3 separate regions of the Homo sapiens genome follow, and all the other regions are linked to region 2. Evidence: read pairs that join two places in POLR2A ChIA-PET (ENCODE). Cell type or tissue: MCF 10A. All regions are shown on one strand. Each heading gives the region's core, and the rest is flanking DNA. Links, peaks and the distances in the headings are about the cores only.

Evidence for each region. ChIA-PET counts read pairs that join two places held together with the same protein. Peaks named below come from ENCODE experiments on the same cell type or tissue, not always from the same donor. Only the 100,000 strongest peaks of a DNase experiment are listed, where the experiment ranks them.
Region 1: POLR2A ChIA-PET joins it to region 2 with 9 read pairs; 2 of 35 experiments call an interaction of 5 or more read pairs at or near these places.
Region 3: POLR2A ChIA-PET joins it to region 2 with 6 read pairs; 1 of 35 experiments calls an interaction of 5 or more read pairs at or near these places.

What each region holds. Positions count from the first base shown.
Region 1 is chr17:922,232-928,141 of GRCh38, reverse strand. All of the region lies in intron 1 of NXN (nucleoredoxin), which reads left to right. Among named protein-coding and RNA genes, the nearest start is that of NXN, 55 kb to the left of the region's middle. RefSeq lists enhancers at 123-1,013, 3,192-3,747, 3,748-4,304. In MCF 10A, for the core only: no CTCF peak of the experiment used is centred there; DNase peaks (open chromatin) are centred at 1,251, 2,861 and 3,131.
Region 2 is chr17:726,208-732,117 of GRCh38, reverse strand. All of the region lies in intron 1 of LOC124903893 (a long non-coding RNA gene), which reads left to right. Among named protein-coding and RNA genes, the nearest start is that of TLCD3A, 3.4 kb to the left of the region's middle. RefSeq lists a silencer at 1-45 and an enhancer at 2,015-2,309. In MCF 10A, for the core only: no CTCF peak of the experiment used is centred there; DNase peaks (open chromatin) are centred at 2,157 and 2,997.
Region 3 is chr17:2,402,332-2,408,241 of GRCh38, reverse strand. LOC284009 (a long non-coding RNA gene) reads left to right here. Exons shown (of 3, transcript NR_028335.1): 3 at 1,012-1,261. Among named protein-coding and RNA genes, the nearest start is that of MNT, 4.2 kb to the right of the region's middle. RefSeq lists enhancers at 5,075-5,644, 5,645-5,910. In MCF 10A, for the core only: no CTCF peak of the experiment used is centred there; DNase peaks (open chromatin) are centred at 1,091, 1,831, 2,851 and 3,691.

The DNA.
Region 1 (5,910 bases), core at 707-4,706, 200 kb before region 2:
ATGCTTATGGCACTTTCTTTGCAAAACACCTTCGTCTGCATTCTCATTAGTCCCTTACCACAACCCTGTGAATTAAGTAACTCCTCCAGATTCTTGGCCAGAGTCCTCTTCAAGTTTACAATCTGTGGTTTCCCTTTATCTAGGATGTTTATCCTCGCCTCTCTTTGCTAATGACCACCAGCCCAGATTCTCAGAGAGGTTGACTTTGTTAACACAAGCAGCTGGGGTTGGTGAGAGTCCAGGTGGTATAAGGAACATCACGTGCAGACTCAGTAATTAAAGAAAAGCTGGTGAGGGGGCGAGTGGGCACGGCTGTCTCTAGGAGTTCTTTTGAAATGGGCTTCACTTCTCCCTCTAAGCCCGTCCCTTTTGTTCTCTGCCTCTGAGAGCCAGTGCTGTCTGGCTGGTTATGCCGTCTCCCACGGAGTATGCCTCCTTCTGCTCCTCCCGCAAACCATCGCTGTCTGACTGGTTACGTGGGCCATCTCCCACTGAGCCCGCCTCCTTCTGCTCCTCCTGCAAACCATCCTGGCTACTTTTGCTTTTTTTTTTTTTTTTTTTGAGACAAGGTTTTACTTCCGTCACCCAGGCTGGAGTGCAATGGCGTAATCTTGGCTCACTGCAACCTCCTGCCTCAACCTCCTAAGTAGCTGGGACCACAGGTGTGCACCACCACGCCTGATTATTTTATTTTCTGTGGAGACGGGGTTTCGCCTTGTTGCCGAGGCTGGTCCGGAACTTGTGAGCTCAAGCGATCTGCCTGCCCTGGCCTCCCAAAGTGCTGGGATTCCAGGTGTGAGCCACAGCACCCAGTCCTAATTTTGCTTCTTTTACCTCCCTTTTCTTTTCTTTTTTCTTTTTTTTTGAGATGGAGTCTCTGTCGCCCAGGCTGGAGTGTAGTGGCACAATCTCGGCTCACTGCAACCTCCGCTTCCCAAGTAGCTGGGTCTACAGGCGCCTGCCACCACGCCTGGCTAATTTTTTCTGTTTTTAGTAGAGGCGGGGTTTCACCATGATAGCCAGGATGGTCTCGATCTCCTGACCTCGTGATCCGCCCACCTCGGCCTCCCAAAGTGCTAGGATGACAGGCGTGAGCCACCGCACCTGGCCTTACTTTTGCTTCTCTTACCTCCCTTTTCTATACTCCTTCCAGCCTCCCATTGGATCACTGACTCACCTCCCAGGGTTGTTATGAACAGTTTTCTTGGCTGCATTGGATGGGAGATGGGCAAAAGTGTTTATCCCCAGACTCTTTCATTACCCAGAGCCTTGTTCTACAAATCCCAGGGATGTGTGGGATGGCCAGACACGTTGGCTCACGCCTGGAATCCCAGCTCTTTGGGAGGCCAAGGCGGGCAGATCGCTTGAGCTCAGGAGTTTGAGCAGCTTGGGAACATGACGAAACCCCATCTCTACAAAAAATACAAAAATGAGCCGACGTGGTGGTGCACGCCTGTGGTCTGAGCTACTCGGAACGCTGAAGTGGGAGGATGGTTTTAGCCCGGGAAGCAGAGGCTGTGGTGAGCCGAGATTGCACCACTGCACTCCAGCCTGGGCGATAGAGCCAGACCTTGTCTCAAAAAAAAAACAAAAAAACAAAAAAAAAACAAAAAACATGGGATACTCCTGTTAATAAAGAGAAAAGAGAGGGGAGGAGAGCCGGGCACAGTGGCTCACGCCTGTAATCCTAGCATTGGGAGGCTGAGGCGGGAGGATCGCTTGAGCCCAGGAGTTCGAGACCTGCCTGGGTAACATGACAAGACCCTGTCTTTATAAAAAATAAAAAAATTAGCCGGGTGTAGTGGTGCATGCCTGTAGTCCTAGCTACTTGGAGGGCTGGAGTGGGAGGATTGCTTGAGCCCGGGAGGTTGAGGCTGCAGTGAGCCATTGACGGTGCCACTGCACTACGGCCTGGGTGACAGAGTGAGATCCGTCTCTTGAAAGAGGGAAGGAGGAGAAAAATAGAGACAGAGACGGTAGATACTGAGAATGTGCGGATCTAACATTGTCTTGAATCTTGAGAGCTTTCATCCATCCCAGAGATTCCTGACAGGTCATAATTCTGCTAAGACATAGATTTGCATTGCAGCCCAGCTGCTAACTCTTAAGTCATTAAAACTTTCTTTGTGAAAAATGGCTCTTTTGCAACGAGAATCAGCTGCTACTATTGGTGATATCAGGGAAGAAAAAGCAAAGATTATCTAAAGAAGTGATAGCTCTTAGCCAGAGAAAGGGAGTTTTGGATAAACTAAAGACTGGAATGATGACTTTTTGCTGTGCTGGGAGCAAGCCCACCATGTACTTCTTGGGGAACAGGGACGTTCGTGAGCATTTTAGCAGTTGCTTGAGCCAGGGCAACGTTTGTATGAGTGAGGTGGTTTTAGAGAAAGTTGAATGGGGAGTTGTAGTGAGAGGTGAGACATTAACAGCAGCAACAACCACCACAGATCAGGAGCTGGGCACAGTGGCTCACGCCTGTCATCCCAGCACTTTGGGAGACTGAGGCGGGCGGATCACCTGAGGTCAGGAGTTCAAGACCAGCCTGGCCAACATGGTGAAACCCCGTCTCTACTAAAACTACAAAAACTAGCCAGACATGGTGGCGGGCGCCTGTAATCCCAGCTACTCGGGAGGCTGAGGCAGGAGAATCGCTTGAACCCGGGAGGCGGAGGTTGCAGTGAGCTGAGATCGCGCCATTGCATTACAGCCTGGGTGATAAGAGCAAAACTCTGTCTCAGTCAGTCAATCAGGAAAAAGCCAGAAGCCTCTCCAGCCTCCTCTGTGTTCCTGGGTTTGGGGTTTCTGAAGCTGCCTGGATGTGCTTCTCTGGAATGTTGGGGCCTCCTTGTACCCGTCACTGGACTTGTTCAGGCAGGTGCAGTGTGACCAGCTGTCAAGAGTATTCCTAGGTTTGCTTTCCGGGAGGCGGGAGGCCTCATTCTTGACTTAAGTCTCTGTATCTCCTTTCCACCCCTTCTTTCTTCCTCCCTGTCCTCTCCTTTGGTGCTTCTGCGAGACACCAAAGCCTGAGACAGTCAAACCTGAGACAATCAGCTTTGAACAAGAGATGCAGAGGCTTTTGGTGGCTAGTTCTTACACCTGAATCCGCCGGCTGCTCCCAAGGCCCTGGGCCAAACCTCAAAGCAAATAGTTACTTTTCCTTCCCATCTGACTTGTAAAATCTCTTCTCCCAACCCCCATCCCAAATTGCCACCCAGGCCTGTCTCCAGCTCTGTGTACCTGTACTTCCTGCCTTTACCTGGGCATTCCTTTCTGAGTGATGGGAGTTTCGCAGATGAAAGTAACTTACACCGAAGGTGTGAATGAGGCTTGGTCTTTGAATGTTTGCATTTTAAAACTGAATGAGGCTTGGTGCTGCCAAGGGCTGGGGCTGGGGAGCAGGGGAACGGAACGGAACGGAACGGAGTTAGTCTTTACTGAGGACGGAATTTCAGTTTGGGAAGATGGAAAGTTCTGGAGACAGATGGTGGTGATGGTAGCAGAACAGGAGATGCACCTAATGCTGCAGGACGGTCCACCGGAACACACTTGAAATAGGACATTTTCTGTTATGTATGTTCTATCACAACAACAAATTAAAAATCGGCCGGGCGCAGTGGCTCATCCCTGTAATCCTAGCACTTCGGGAGGCCGAGGTGGGCGGATCACCTGAGGTTGGGAGTTCAAGAGCAGCCTGGCCAACATGGTGAAACCCCATCTCTACTAAAAATACAAAATTAGCCGGACGTAGTGGCTCACGCCTTGCAATCCCACCTACGCGGGGGGCTGAGGCAGGAGAATCGCTTGAACCCAGGAGGTGGAGGTTGCAGTGAGCCGAGATCGCGCCATTGCACTCCAGCCTGGGCAATAAGAGCGAAACTCCATCTCAAAAAATAAATAAATAAGCTGTCCCAAATAAATAAAATAAAAAATTAGTCGGGTTTGGTGATACACACCTGTGGTCCCAGATATGCAGGATGCAGAGGTGGGAAGACCCTTGAGCCCAGAATCGTGCCACTGCACGGCAGCCTGGGCAACAGAGTGAGACCCTGTCTCAAAAAAAAAAAAAAACTTTTTGAGAATTTGAAAAATGTAGAAAAGCACTAGAATATAGGAATCATAAACCTCCCCACTGCTAACATTTTGCACTTTATTTGTATATCTTTCCTTTCTTCTGTAAAATATACTTAAAAAAATACAAAAGTGGGGTTTAACTATATACCTGTCGTTTTGTCGTTTCCACTTAACTATCTCACGAATATTCTCCTCGCTCATCAAATATTACCAAGTGTTTCATCTTCACTCTTGCTTGATGTTTCATCATTCCTGACCCCCGATGAGGTTGTCCTTCTGGTATCAAACGCACTTGTGTCCTATCTGTTTCTTTTATGCTGCTTATCAAAGTTTCTAGTTACATATGTTTTGGGGATATTTGATGTCTGTTTTCTTACAAGAGCGTAAACTCTGTGAGGACCTGTCCCCAATGCTGGACGCAGTGTCCTGCACGTTGCAGGTCTGCAAATAGTGACTATATGGATATGTTGTTGAACATTACATTTTCCAATTTTTGCTTGGATGGGATGGCCTTTATTTTAAAATTAATTAAAAATTTTTGTTTGTTTTTGAGACACGGTCTCGCTGTGTTGCCCAGGCTGGAGTGCAGTGGTGTGATCACAGCTCACTGCAGCCTAGACTTGCTCAAGCAATCCTCCCGTCTCAGCCTCCGGGGTAGCTAGGACTACAGGTATGTGCCAACACACCTGACTAATATAAAATTTTTTTGGTGTAAAGCGGGGTCTTGCTTTAAGTTGGTGCACAAGTAATTGCACCAACGTGGTTATTTTTCTGTGCGAAACACTGGAGTGGCACCCAGGTGGATGTAAACAGAGTGAATAAGACAAGGGCCCTGCCTGGAGATGTTGTAGTAAAAACCTCCTGCCTTGGCCTCCCAAAGTGTCGGGATTCCAGGTGTGAGCCACCGCGCCGTCCAGGTGGTGGTCCCTAAGGCAAAGAGAAGTCCTGAACTCGTGGATAATGCTGTCAAGGAAAGTAAAACAGGAGACAGAGTCCGGGAGAACTTGGGAGGTGAGTAAGTCGAGTTGAAGTGAGAAGTAGGGAGGAGATGAAGACTCTGGGCTCCCAGCTCAGGCCCTGGGAGCCACACACGGCACCTTGTAAGAATGCAGAGTGGGCCGGGCGTGGTGGCTCACGTCTGTAATCCCAGCACTTTGGGAGGCCGAAGGCAGGTGGATCATGAGGTCAGGAGATCGAGACCATCCTGGCTAATACGGTGAAACCCCGTCTCTACTAAAAATACAAAAAGTTAGCCGGGTGTGGTGGCGGGCACCTGTAGTCCCAGCTACTCGGGAGGCCGAGGCAGGAGAATCGCTTGAACCCCGGAGGCAGAGGTTGCAGTGAGCCGAGATCGCACCACTGCACTCCAGCCTGGGCAACTGAGCAAGACTCCGTCTCAAAAACAAAACAAAGAACGCAGAGTGGAGTCCTGGCTGGGCACTTCTCACCTTCTGACGTCTCTCTGGCTCTCAGCCCCAGATTTGAGCACCTCCTGGTTCTGTACCTCAGGCTAACTGGGTCTTTTGTTAAGCTCTTGATTTTGGAATGTACGCTTAGATTTTATTCGTGGCCCCATCCTATTTCCAACTAATGGTTCTCACACTTTTCTTTTTTTCTTTTTTTGAGACGGAGTTTTGCTCTTGTTGCCCAGGCTGGAGTGCAGTGGCACGATCTTGGCTCACCACAACCTCTGCCTCCCGGGTTCAAGTGATTCTCCTACCTCAGTCTCCCGAGTAGAGTAGCTGGGACTACAGGTGCCCGCCACCACACCCAGCTAATTTTTGTATTTTTAGAGATGAGGTTTCACCGTGTTGGCCAGGCTGGTCTCAAACTCCC
Region 2 (5,910 bases), core at 981-4,980:
GGCCCTGGGTTCGCGGGCCCCGTCCACCAAGCCCTGGTGCTTCTCGGTGGGAGGCCTCAGGATGTGGCCTCTCCCCGCACGGCCGAGATGCTTTTCCCGGTGCCGCCAGCGGCTGCAGCCGCTCCGGGGTGGCCCTCAGGAAGCGTGAGGTCCGGGGGCCTCCAGCAGCCCCTCTCCACCTGCACCAGGAGGCGGACTGTGGAGGCTGCAGGCTCTTACTGCCTCTCGGCTTTGGATCTATCCGGAGACACCATCCAGAGGCGTAGGGACTGTGGTGTTGTTCACAACGTGTCGTTATTTAAAAGTATCGGGGTCGGGCGCGCCTGTAACCCCAGCACTTGGGGAGGCCGAGGCGGGCAGATCACTTGACGTCAGGAGTTCGAGACCAGCCTGACCACCACGGTGAAACCCCGTCTCTACTAAAAATACAAAATTAGCCAGGTGTGGTGGTGCCTGTCTGTAGTCCCAGCTACTCTGGAGGCTGAGGCAGGAGAATCGCTTGAACCTGGGAGGCAGAGGTTGCAGTGAGCCGAGATCACGCCACTGCACTCCAGCCTGGGCCACAGAGCAGGACTCTGTCTCAAAAAACAAACAAACAAACAAACAAAAAAACAGTTATCGGGACAGGCGTCTAAACTTGAATGAATTGGAATACATTTCATTTGTGCCAAGCACCAATCACATGGATGAAGACAGGAATTTCAGTATCATTGGCTTCTGTCCTTTAGGAACTACCAGCTTTATTTTGCTTTGGTCTGTATCTTCCTCAGCTAACAAACGTAGGGGGTGGGAAATACAGTTCATTTATGTTACTACAAATGAAAGGTATGACGGGTCTCCTCAGATCACCGTCATGCAAAATGCTGACCAAAATCCCGTATGAGGACTTCGGAACAGCTGGGCTCGGCTCTCTGGGCCACGATTTGCTGGTCCGTGAAATGAGAGGGAGGCTGGATCACTAGCTCTTTAACGGTCTTCCAGCTCTAGATTCTTATGAGTCTATGACTTTTACAAAGTGGCAGATGATTTCTGTTAGGTGCCAGTTAAATTACTTTAACACGGCAGTTAGTGATGTAGGAACTGGTGTAGAGTGAGCACAGCTTTTGTTTTTTTCAATTTGGATTCATTCATGATGGAGTCTGAAGATGTTTCTCAGGTTTAAAAGATAGTTTTCCTTCAGTGGTAGTATCAGTTACTAGGCTGTGACCTTTTGGAATGAATGTAGCCTCTAACATCTTCCTATATGTGGTTAAGAAAAGGGACTTAGCCAACAGGACGGTGGCAGACAGCCTCAAGAAAAGCCTCAAACTTCGTCCACTTAGGGCAACATCTCTAACTCCCAAATTCACTGCTGACATACTCAGTGAAAGGAGAAAGCCACTTCAGGTTGGTCCCAAGATATCTGACAAATGCGACGCTCTCTTTATTTTCACATTCGCTTGTGGACAAAACCAGCTACCTGTGAACTCTCCATTCTCTCCAGGAAAACGACTCTGTGCAGTCCACTGTCTCTTTCCTAAGCATTTATCACAGTGACCTCCAGCGCCAGTGTTTCCAGAGAGTGACAGGTGGTTACAAGTCCTCCCTGCCTTCCCTCCTTAAAGGGAGCAGCAGCTTGGCAGTGAGTATGCTGGCACCTTTGAGTGGTGGGAACCAGTCTCCCCTACACAAGAAGCTGTAAGGCATCTTTATGAGTTGAAAACAAAACAACCGATGTTTCATGTATAGAAAATAGCAAGTAAAGGCCGGGCGCAGTGGCTCATGCCTGTCATCCCAGCACTTTGGGAGGCCGAGGCGGGCGGATCACGAGGTCAGGAGATCGAAACCATCCTGGCTAACATGGTGAAACCCGGCCTCTACTAAAAATACAAAAAGTTAGCCGGGCGTGGTGGCGGGCGCCTGTAGTCCCAGCTACTCGGGAGGCTGAGGCAGGAGAATGGCATGAACCCGGGAGGCGAAGGTTGCAGTGAGCCAAGATCGTGCCACTGCACTCCATCCTGGGCAACAGAGCAAGACTCTGTCTCAAATAAAAAAAAAAAAAAGAAAAAAGAAAATAGCAAGTAAGATCAGTTTCAACACCATGCTCAGTGAAGTCACCAGACTGTTTATGTTGAATCACCATAAAGCTAACAAGCAGAAACATGAACCTTAGCTTTTCAAGCGATCAAACCCCTGTCGGCAAATGGTAAGGCCAAATGAAAAACACGGGGCCTGGTTTACACAAACTTCCCCTCATCCTTCAAAAGTCTCGAATCAGCTGTTTCCTTCTCTAAGAAGGTTTCCAGGTCTGCCTTTGGGTTTGGGTAACGAGGCTGTTGTTTTCTCATTTGTATGTTTCTCCACCAGACTGTTAGGTCCTAGAAACAAGGACTGTGTCTTTTCATTTTGTACCCCAAGTGAGGCTGGCACATTCTGAGGGTGCAATACATGTTTCATACTTTCCAAAGCTCATACCTGTTGAGTACTTACTGTTTGCTAGGTCCTATGTCAGATGTTTTGTCTACATTGTCTCATTAAATCCTCACAACAGATGTTATTCTCACTCTGTGTGTGTGTGTGTGTGTGTGTGTTTGTGTGTATCAGCAAAATGAGACTCAGACCAGAGCAATTTAAAAATCGCCCCAGGTCACACTGCTGGTGGCGAGCTGGGATTCAAACTCAGTACTTTCTGCCTTTAGTTCCATGTGCCGGATGACTATACTGCCTTCAAGCCTGATAAGCAAGGAGGGAATAATAATCTTTCACAATATAGTTTCTGATGAATACTGTTCCTAATTATTTACTCATAAATTTGTATGGTGAATTGATGGGCTCTGATGCTGCCATGAACAGTATTCTCTGTTTATATGTAACTTTACAAATTTTCAAAGCACTTTCACGTGTAGTAGCTCACCTGGGTCTCAAAATAACCCAGTGAGGTTGGCTAAACCTGTTATTTCCATGTTACACATGAAGAAAGCGAAGTGCAGGATGGGCCGCTGACTCACCACCCTGTGAAGGGACAAGGCTCAGGTTAGAACCTGTTCCAGGGTAATTTCCACTACTCCAGGCTGTGGGGCTGGGTTTCACCAGTTTGTCATTACACTGCTTGTGTGGGTTTCCAGAGTGAAATTTGGGCTACTTAATGCCAACGTAAAACTCACTTACCAAATGTAGACTGTCGCCCCCTTGAACAGAGAATTTATAAAGCTCCCCATTCTAAAGGGCTACGGAGGGATTTTTCTGCCATGAAAGCATGTGGGCCTGCCTTTCCATCTCCTCTCCCCCATTCCTCTGGACCCCACTCGCTATCATTAAGGAATAGGACACAGGGACTCTCCCCATATCTGTTTCCTGGTTTCTTCAGCCTTAAATGGAAAATACCGTATTTACTTGTAAAATACTTTGTGAGTTCTCAAGTGAATGCCATTAAGATATGTGATGTGTGGGCAACTACCCTTGATCGAGGACCTTTTCCTCCTATCTGGGAAAATCATGTACATGAGAAAGAAGTGAGATCACACGTGAAGCGCCTCCACGTAGTGAGCTCCCGAACCAAAAGGGAACTTAGGGGTCTCTGTCCGCTCATCCACTTTAAAAATCCTAACACAGCCTGGGCACAGCAGCTCACAACGGTAATCCCAGCACTTTGGGATCCGTCCAAGGTGGGTGGATCACTTGAGCCCAGGAGTTGGAGACCAGCCTGGACAACATGGCAAAACCCTGTCTCTCAAAAAAAAAAAAAAAAAAAGCCAGATGGGTGGAACCCACCCCAGTAACTGTAGTCCCAGTTACGCAGGAGGCCGAGATGGGAGGACTGCTTGAGCCTGGGAGACAGAGGTTGCAATGATCCCAGATTGTGCCACTGTACTGCAGTCTGGGCGACAGAGCAAGAACCTGTCTCAAATAAATAAATAAATACCCTAACAGAGAAAATGGACATCTGTTCTGAAGTAAAAGTTACTTTGTGTAGACCCATACTTCATTTCCACAGTAGGGACCATTGAAGCAGAGAGAGGGCAGGAAGGACAAAAGGAGAATGAAGAAATAGGAAGAGACATAGAAAGATACGGCACAGGGGGTGGGCACGTGGGCACGGTGGCTCCTGCCTATTATCCCAGCACTTTAGGAGGCCGAGGCGGGAGGATCACTTGAGCCCCGGAGTTGGCTCCTGCCTATTATCCCGGCACTTTAGGAGGCCGAGGCGGGAGGATCACTTGAGCCCAGGAGGTGGCTCCTGCCTATTATCCCGGCACTTTAGGAGGCCGAGGCGGGAGGATCACTTGAGCCCCGGAGTTGGCTCCTGCCTATTATCCCGGCACTTTAGGAGGCCGAGGCGGGAGGATCACTTGAGCCCAGGAGGTGGCTCCTGCCTATTATCCCGGCACTTTAGGAGGCCGAGGCGGGAGGATCACTTGAGCCCCGGAGTTGGCTCCTGCCTATTATCCCGGCACTTTAGGAGGCCGAGGCGGGAGGATCACTTGAGCCCAGGAGGTGGCTCCTGCCTATTATCCCGGCACTTTAGGAGGCCGAGGCGGGAGGATCACTTGAGCCCAGGAGGTGGCTCCTGCCTATTATCCCGGCACTTTAGGAGGCCGAGGCGGGAGGATCACTTGAGCCCCGGAGTTGGCTCCTGCCTATTATCCCAGCACTTTAGGAGGCTGAGGCCGGAGGATTACTCGAGCCCGAGAGTTAGAGACCAGCCTGGGCGACATGGTAAAACAAAAAAATACACTAATTAGCCGGGTGTGGTGGCGTGTGGCTGTAGTCCCAGCTACTCGGGAGGCTGAAGTGGGAAGATTGCTTGAGCCCGGGAGGTTGAGGCTGCAGTGGGCCATCATCACAGCACTGTACTCCAGCCTGGGTAACAGAGTGAGATCCTGTCTCAACACACACACACACACACACACACACACACACACACACACACACACACAACGCCAGTATACACTTTGATACAGGAAGATAGACATAGAGATGAAGATCTAAAGATTGGCACAACAACAGAACACGAGGAAAAGGTCAGACACGGAAAGAAAGGAAGGAGGTGTCCAAAGAGGAGAACAACAGCCTTCTGCGGAACTTCATTCTCTTTGGCAACAAAAGCCACACTGCGTCTGAAGAAATACGGTTCAGAGAATGAGCTGACTTGCTCTTAGGACTTTGAGTGTGGCCAGAAAGAAGTCAATCACCCTGCTCTTCATTTCTCCTTCACTTTGTTTGCCTGATCAGTGTAGCCCTGAGCTGATATGTGTGTGTGCGTTTCTCTGGCAGACCACATGCCCCTGACGGTAGGGGCCGTCTGCCTGGGAGGCAGCCACTGCATAGCGCATTGGAGTTGGGATCCGAGAACCTGAGTTCCAGTCCACGCTCCACCACCTGGAAGCTGTGTGACCTGGAGAAAACACTTTGCCTCCTTCCCCAGTAAAATGGCGGTTCCTGCCTCTACCCTCCAGGATGGCTGGGAGAATTAAATGACATCCTATTTTCAAAACGTTAAACTGTGTGCTCGGCACAGGCAGGGGATTCTTGTTCTTTATACCGGATCCTCAAGGCATAGCCCCCTGCTGTTAAACTTCTCAACAAGCACCTGCTGGATTACAGATTCCCTAGGTGGCCTTAGCCCGACTCCAGACGGCAGCTTCCTTGGTTTTATCTTAAGATTCTTTGCAAGAGCAAACTGTGAGGCCGGGAAGCACAGCCACACCCCAAACCCATGGTTTCTACAAACAGCGACCGCAGCTGCATGCTACACGGGAGACTCCGCTCTGATTCCTGCCGGTAAAAACCGTAATTTACACAAGGAACCGATGATGGAGTGCTGCTTTTATGTATTGCTGTGTATTTTTCAAAGCACTTTCACATACATGTTTCTTTTGCTAAAAATGCAAAATCTGGCTTGTTTGCAGATAGTCACACCTATCTAAAAGC
Region 3 (5,910 bases), core at 677-4,676, 1.7 Mb before region 2:
CAATTCTCGTGCCTCTGCCTCCAGAGTAGCTGGGATTACACGCATGTACCACCACACCCGGGTACTTTTTTGTATTTTTAGTAGACACAGGGGTTTCACCATGTTGCCCAGGCTGGTCTCGAACTCCCAACCTCACGTGATCCGCCCGCCTCGGCCTCCCAGAGTGCTAGGATTACAGGCATGAGCCACTGTGCCCGGCCCCTTTTTCTTTTCTTTAGTGATGATTTTGTTTTATTTTTATAGCTTTTAGAGGTAATCAAATCTATCACACTGTGCTTTTATATTTTCTTTGTTTGCCTTTATGGGTAGAAACTCCTTCACCACCCTAGAGCTGAAAAATGTTTTCCTATATTTTATTATGGCTATTTTAGTTTTATTTTTTACATTTAGCATTTGAATTTACATTGCTGTATGGTGTGAAGTTTAAGGACCTGTCTTTTACCAGTGGTTCAGCATTATTTCAGACTAACTCATCAGAGAGGGCGCTGGGAAGCTCTAGCACTCCCCACTGAGGTGTCCCTGATGGCACAGGGAGTGGAGCAGGCTGGGCAGCAGTGGTGTGTCCTTTCCCAGTGGGCCCTGGGGCCTTGGGGAGAGATCTCATAGTGCACCTGGAGCTGAGCCCTGGCTCTGTGGTATCTGCTCTGGGCTGTGCAGCCAGTGACCGGCCACTGCTCTCGGCCTTGCCTCCAGAGAGAGCCTCATTCCTGGCATAGGCTGCTGATCTCTTGGGCTTTCAAGACTTGATGCTACAGCCTTGCATTTGGGTGTGAACTGGGGCTGCTGGGATATAGACCTTAGTCCTTTGTGTGGGGCACTGATCACATTGCAGCCCGTCGGTCCTGGGAGGTTTCTTCCCTATCACCATGTCCCCACCCCTGCGTGATCCAGCGGACTCTTGACTCCCATGGCAAGACTCCACCCGGCTTTACTCATAACTTCTGCCCAGTCCCACTCCCTTGACCTGAATTAGTTTTGCTGTCATAAAGCCACCTCTTTTTTCCTTTAAAGGAATCCCTGACATCGTCATCCGTCTCCTGTGCCTTTCCGCTGGGTCAGCCTCCTCCCACCAAGCTTCTGACCCACTGTCATCCGCAGCTGCCACTCTAGCTGCAGAGCTCGACTGGGCTCTGGTTTCTCAGAAGAGCTCAGAGGACCTGGCTCCTCCCTCTTTGCTTCTGAACTGCATTTCTTTCCTTATTACTCAGTGTCCACACCCACGGTGGCTGCCTGGATAAAAATCTGCCCCTTTCTCCCGTCACCTTTCATGCCAGACAAAAGCCCCAGTGAGTAATGGTGACCTACCCAGGTCCAGCTAGCAGCTCTCCATTCCTGAGTGGCCTGGGGCAGAACAGGGTCCTGCGAGCTCCTGGATCCCAAGTCTGATTCCCTTTCCCTGTCTTCCCGCTTATCTGCTAAGCTTGTTTATTGGGGACCACTAAGCAAAGTGAATGATTATTCCTGTCTTTAACGAGGAGGGGTGGAGTTCCCTCTCCATCTTCACCCACTTCTGGGAGGCTTTCAGGGACTCAACACCCCACACTGATAGCACTTCCCCAGGCCTGGCCCAGCCAGCCAAAGAGGAGGACCAGGCCACTTCTCAACCTAGCTGATGCTTGGCAGCTTTGTGACCTTGGATACACCTTCTCTTGGGAGGTCAGACCCCATGATCCCAGCTCTTCCAGCTATGACATCATGTGAGGCTGCAATTTTTTTTTTTTTTTTTTTGAGACAGTATCTTGCTATGTTGCCCAGGCTGGCCTTGAAATCCTGGGCTCAGGCGATTCTCCTGTCTCAGCCTCCCACGTAGCTGGAACTTAGGGCGTGAGCCACCGCGCCCAGCTTCTGGAAAGGACATGAATGGGGAGGTGGAACTTGATTGGACCTGTTCTGTGAGTTCAGGAGAGGTCCTCTGACAACTCACTTGGGGTGGGGAAAGGAGGTAAAGAGTCCTGTGGAAACTTTTGGCTGTGGGGACCCCATTTCACTGATGATTGAATGGGTCCACCTCTGTCAAAGGAATTCAGAGTCCCACTCATCATTCAGACTGGGGGAATCAGGCTCAGTTGACTGGCCCAGCCTTAAATCCACTGAATTTGTTTTTATCTCTACATAGAAAAACGGAATTACAGTTGCTTCTCACTGTCCAATGGGGATTGGTTCCTGGAGCCTCCCTGAATACCTGTCCATGGATGATGCTCAAATCCCTTACATGTAACCTATGCACATCCTCAGGTATCCTTTAACTCATCTCTGCGCTACTCAAATACCTCATACCATGTAAATGCTGTGTAAATAGTTCTTGTGCTGTGTTGGTTTTTAAATTTGTATTATTTTTTCTTGTATATTTTCCATTTTTTTTTCCTGAATATTTTTGATCCACGGTTAGTTGCCTCCATGGGTGCGGACCCACGGACACGGAGGCTGCACCTTCTGAAATGAGCATGGCGGCGCCCTCTGGGTCCTCGTGTCGTCCTGTCTCTGGTGCTGCATCCAGCACGGTGGCGAACAGCAGAACTAATCTTTTGCAAGTTATCACAGTGGAGTGGAGTTCCGCTCTGTTTGCTTTTGCCCCGCTCTGGCTTACCAGAGGTCCCCTGGCCTTGGCCACAGCATACCTAGCCTAGTGCTTGGCACCTCAGGCACACAATAAATATTTATGAAATGGATCTTCTCTGGTATGTCTTGAGTGTACTAGTCTTCTGTTTTTTCCTCTTCATCCTGCAGCCAGCTTCCTCCCATGGGTCTTGTTTTAATGATGGTATGTGAAAAGCTCCTTAGCTGCTTGCAAAAGATGAGACATCAGGCTTGAAGGGTTGGGATTTCCTGTGAACATCTGTACTTTCGGCTTCACGCCCTTTCCCCCATCTCATGACTCAGGCTTTGTAGGAGTCAGGGCACTGATTTTCATAGCTCTTGGAGTTGATACTTTGTTAGGTGAGTGGTGGGGGATAGGAAGACAGTTCCACTAAGGGGATGTCTCTGGCTCAGCATATTAAAAAATTGGGGAATTGGTGCTTCTTATTGTGGTTGGTGAAAAAAAGAATAAAAGATTAAAAAATTGGAGGACATAATGGAATTTGAACTGGGAGGTGGGGTGCACAAGACTCGGGGAGGAAGACTGAAAACGGAAACCCTCTCGTGAGAAACTCACAATGATGGACAGCCCAGCTTTTCTCCTGCTCCAAGGTACTAAGCACCCAGAAGCCATGAAGAAACTTAAGGAACAGCCGGGCGCGGTGGCTCACGCCTGTCATCCCAGCCCTTTGGGAGGCCAAGACAGGCAGATCACTTGAGGTCAGGAGTTTGAGACCAGCCTGGCCAACATGGTGAAACCCCGTCTCTACTAAAAATACAAAAATTAGCCGGGCGTGGTGGTGCGTGCTTGTAATCCCAGCTACTCCGGAGGCTGAGGCAGGAGAATCACTTGAACCTGGGAGGCAGAAGTTGCAGTGAGCCAAGATCACACCACTGCACTCCAGCCTGGGCAACAGAGGGAGACTCTATCTCAAAAAAGAAAAAAAGAAAAAGAAACTTAAGGAACACCTTTTTAGAGATTGCTGGCCTTTGGATAATTCCCCAAACCTGCTAACCTTTCTGCTGAAACCAAAAGGACTTATTTCTCTTTCTCTTGAGTGAGTACATTTGCCAGCTTCTATCCTGGCTCCACCCCCTTGGAACAGGAAGCTGGGGCTAAAATATTAAACAGCCCTCCTATTCATTCCCCTCTTCTTTCATGCCCTCACATCGCCATTTATAGGTATCTCCCACCCCCACTGTCCATTCCTCAACTGGGGAAAGCTTGGTTGATGAGGTATTGTTTTTGGCCATTTTCAGGCTCCTGTAGGCAACAATAGGTCCAGAAACAGCCTCCCCCACCCTTTTTTTTTTTTTTTTTTTTTTTTTTTGGAGACGGAGTCTCTCTCTGTGGCCCAGGCTGGAGTGCAGTGGTGTCATCTCAGCTCACTGCAACCTCCACCTCCCGGGTTCAAGTGACTCTCCTGCCTTAACCACCCCCAGTAGCTGGGATTACAGGCGCCTGCCACCACGCCCAGCTAATTTTCTTTTTTCTTCCTTTTTTTTTTTTTTTTTTTAGTAGAGACAGGGTTTCACCACACCACGTTGGCCAGGATTGTCTCGAACTCCGGACCTCAAGTGATCCATGCACCTCGGCCTCCCAAAGTGCTGGGATTACAGGCGTGAGCCACCGCTCCTGGCCTGCAGCCTCCCTTCTAAACCCTTGTTTTTGTCTAACATCCCCTGGCTGCTGTCCCCACATGACCCAAATAAACAGATGATCATGTGAAGCCAGTAAGGCTGTTTGTTTTAAATAGCAAACATCTCCACTAAGCTCTGGAGCAGATGGAGTATTGGGGGCAATGGAGAGGCTGGCATTCAAATCTGTGTTCACTCTACTCTTACCTTCTGCTTCCTCACCCCTGAAGCGAACAGTGTCTTAAGAACACTGCCTTTCAGAGAGGTGCCTACTTACTGGTATAGAGTTGGCCAGTGACAAAGAAGAGTGTAAAAAATTAAACCTCAGCCTTCAGCAGAAACTCCAGGGCTGTATGAGTGCATGGCCACCTGAGGAGAGCAGGAAGGGACAGCTGGATGGAGCACTGTGCACCACGGTGCTGACCCCACACAAAATAAGAACTTGCCCAAAAGCATTAACTCAGGTCACAATCATGTATAGATGCAGCTCCACTTAGGACGGGTTTCACCAGCCATAATCCCATCCTAAATTGAGCGCATGCTAGATTATCACTTTTACAACCATTGCAAACTTGGAAAGTCCTGTGTCAAACCATCACAAGTCAGGGACTGTCTGTATACTGTTGAGAGTCCCTGTTCCACTGCCGCCTATATATTATATTGCCTTTGAATTTTCCATTTTCTCTAGTTGTGCAGAATGGGCCAGGCCCAACCATACTGGTGGCAAGTGGCAGACACCTTAAAGGAAGCAATGTTGGAGCCAGCACAGATCTGGCCCTCCCAGCAAAGGGGCACTCATCCCATGGAGAAGAACTGGGCTGTTCCGTTCTAATCCGCCTTTGCTCCAGCTTCATCATAAGCAAAATCAGTGGTACCTACCTGGACATTTGTGTGTGTGGCGACTTCTGCATGCTCAGCTCTAGATGCTGGGGCATTAAATGTGAAAAGATCAGAGGCCTCTGTAGACTAGTACTGGCAAACAGCCCCCTTCCTCTGGTTCACGAAGTTCTTGATTTCCAGGATCTGTGCAGATTTTTCCCCCCTAGGATGCATGACGATGCCCTCAAAGGAAAGGAGTAAAGCCAGCAAACATTTTGCCTGCTTTCTATGTTTCTAGCTGTCTTCCAACCAGTCCCTAAAATAGGAACGCTCCGAGGGTGCCATGTGATGGAATGTATTGGCAGGGCGGCCTGCCTCTCAGCCTCATGAAGGTTTGCTTTCTGGTTGTGTGTGATGTTGAAGCCGCGGCTGAGGAGTTCTAAACCCACTGGCACTGACTGCCCCCCCACTTCTTGGACCGGTTAGCAAAGAATGGAGCCTGGGGCCAGAACTGAGGGGTACTCCCCCTGCACTGGCACAGCACAATCGACATGCTCCGGGACGCTCCAAATAAGCTTTCAGCCGCCTGGGGTCTATCGCTGCCGCTGTACCAGTGGGGTTCGTGTGGCTTCCACCGAGGAAGCAGAACAGCGGAGTTGGGTCTCAGGTGAAGATTTTTGTTGCCCCAATCACAGTGTGTTAAGTGGTCAGGGTTGCTATTCCTCCCTGGCATTTTTCTAATTGGGGGCCCTCCTCCAGAACTGGCTTCAGAGTCGTCCCTGGGGTCAGGGAAGAGTGCCCCCGCTTCGGGAGAGAGGAGCAGGTGGAATACGGAACGACCTTAGGCGAGTCCTTGGCCGTCACGGCCTCAGTTTC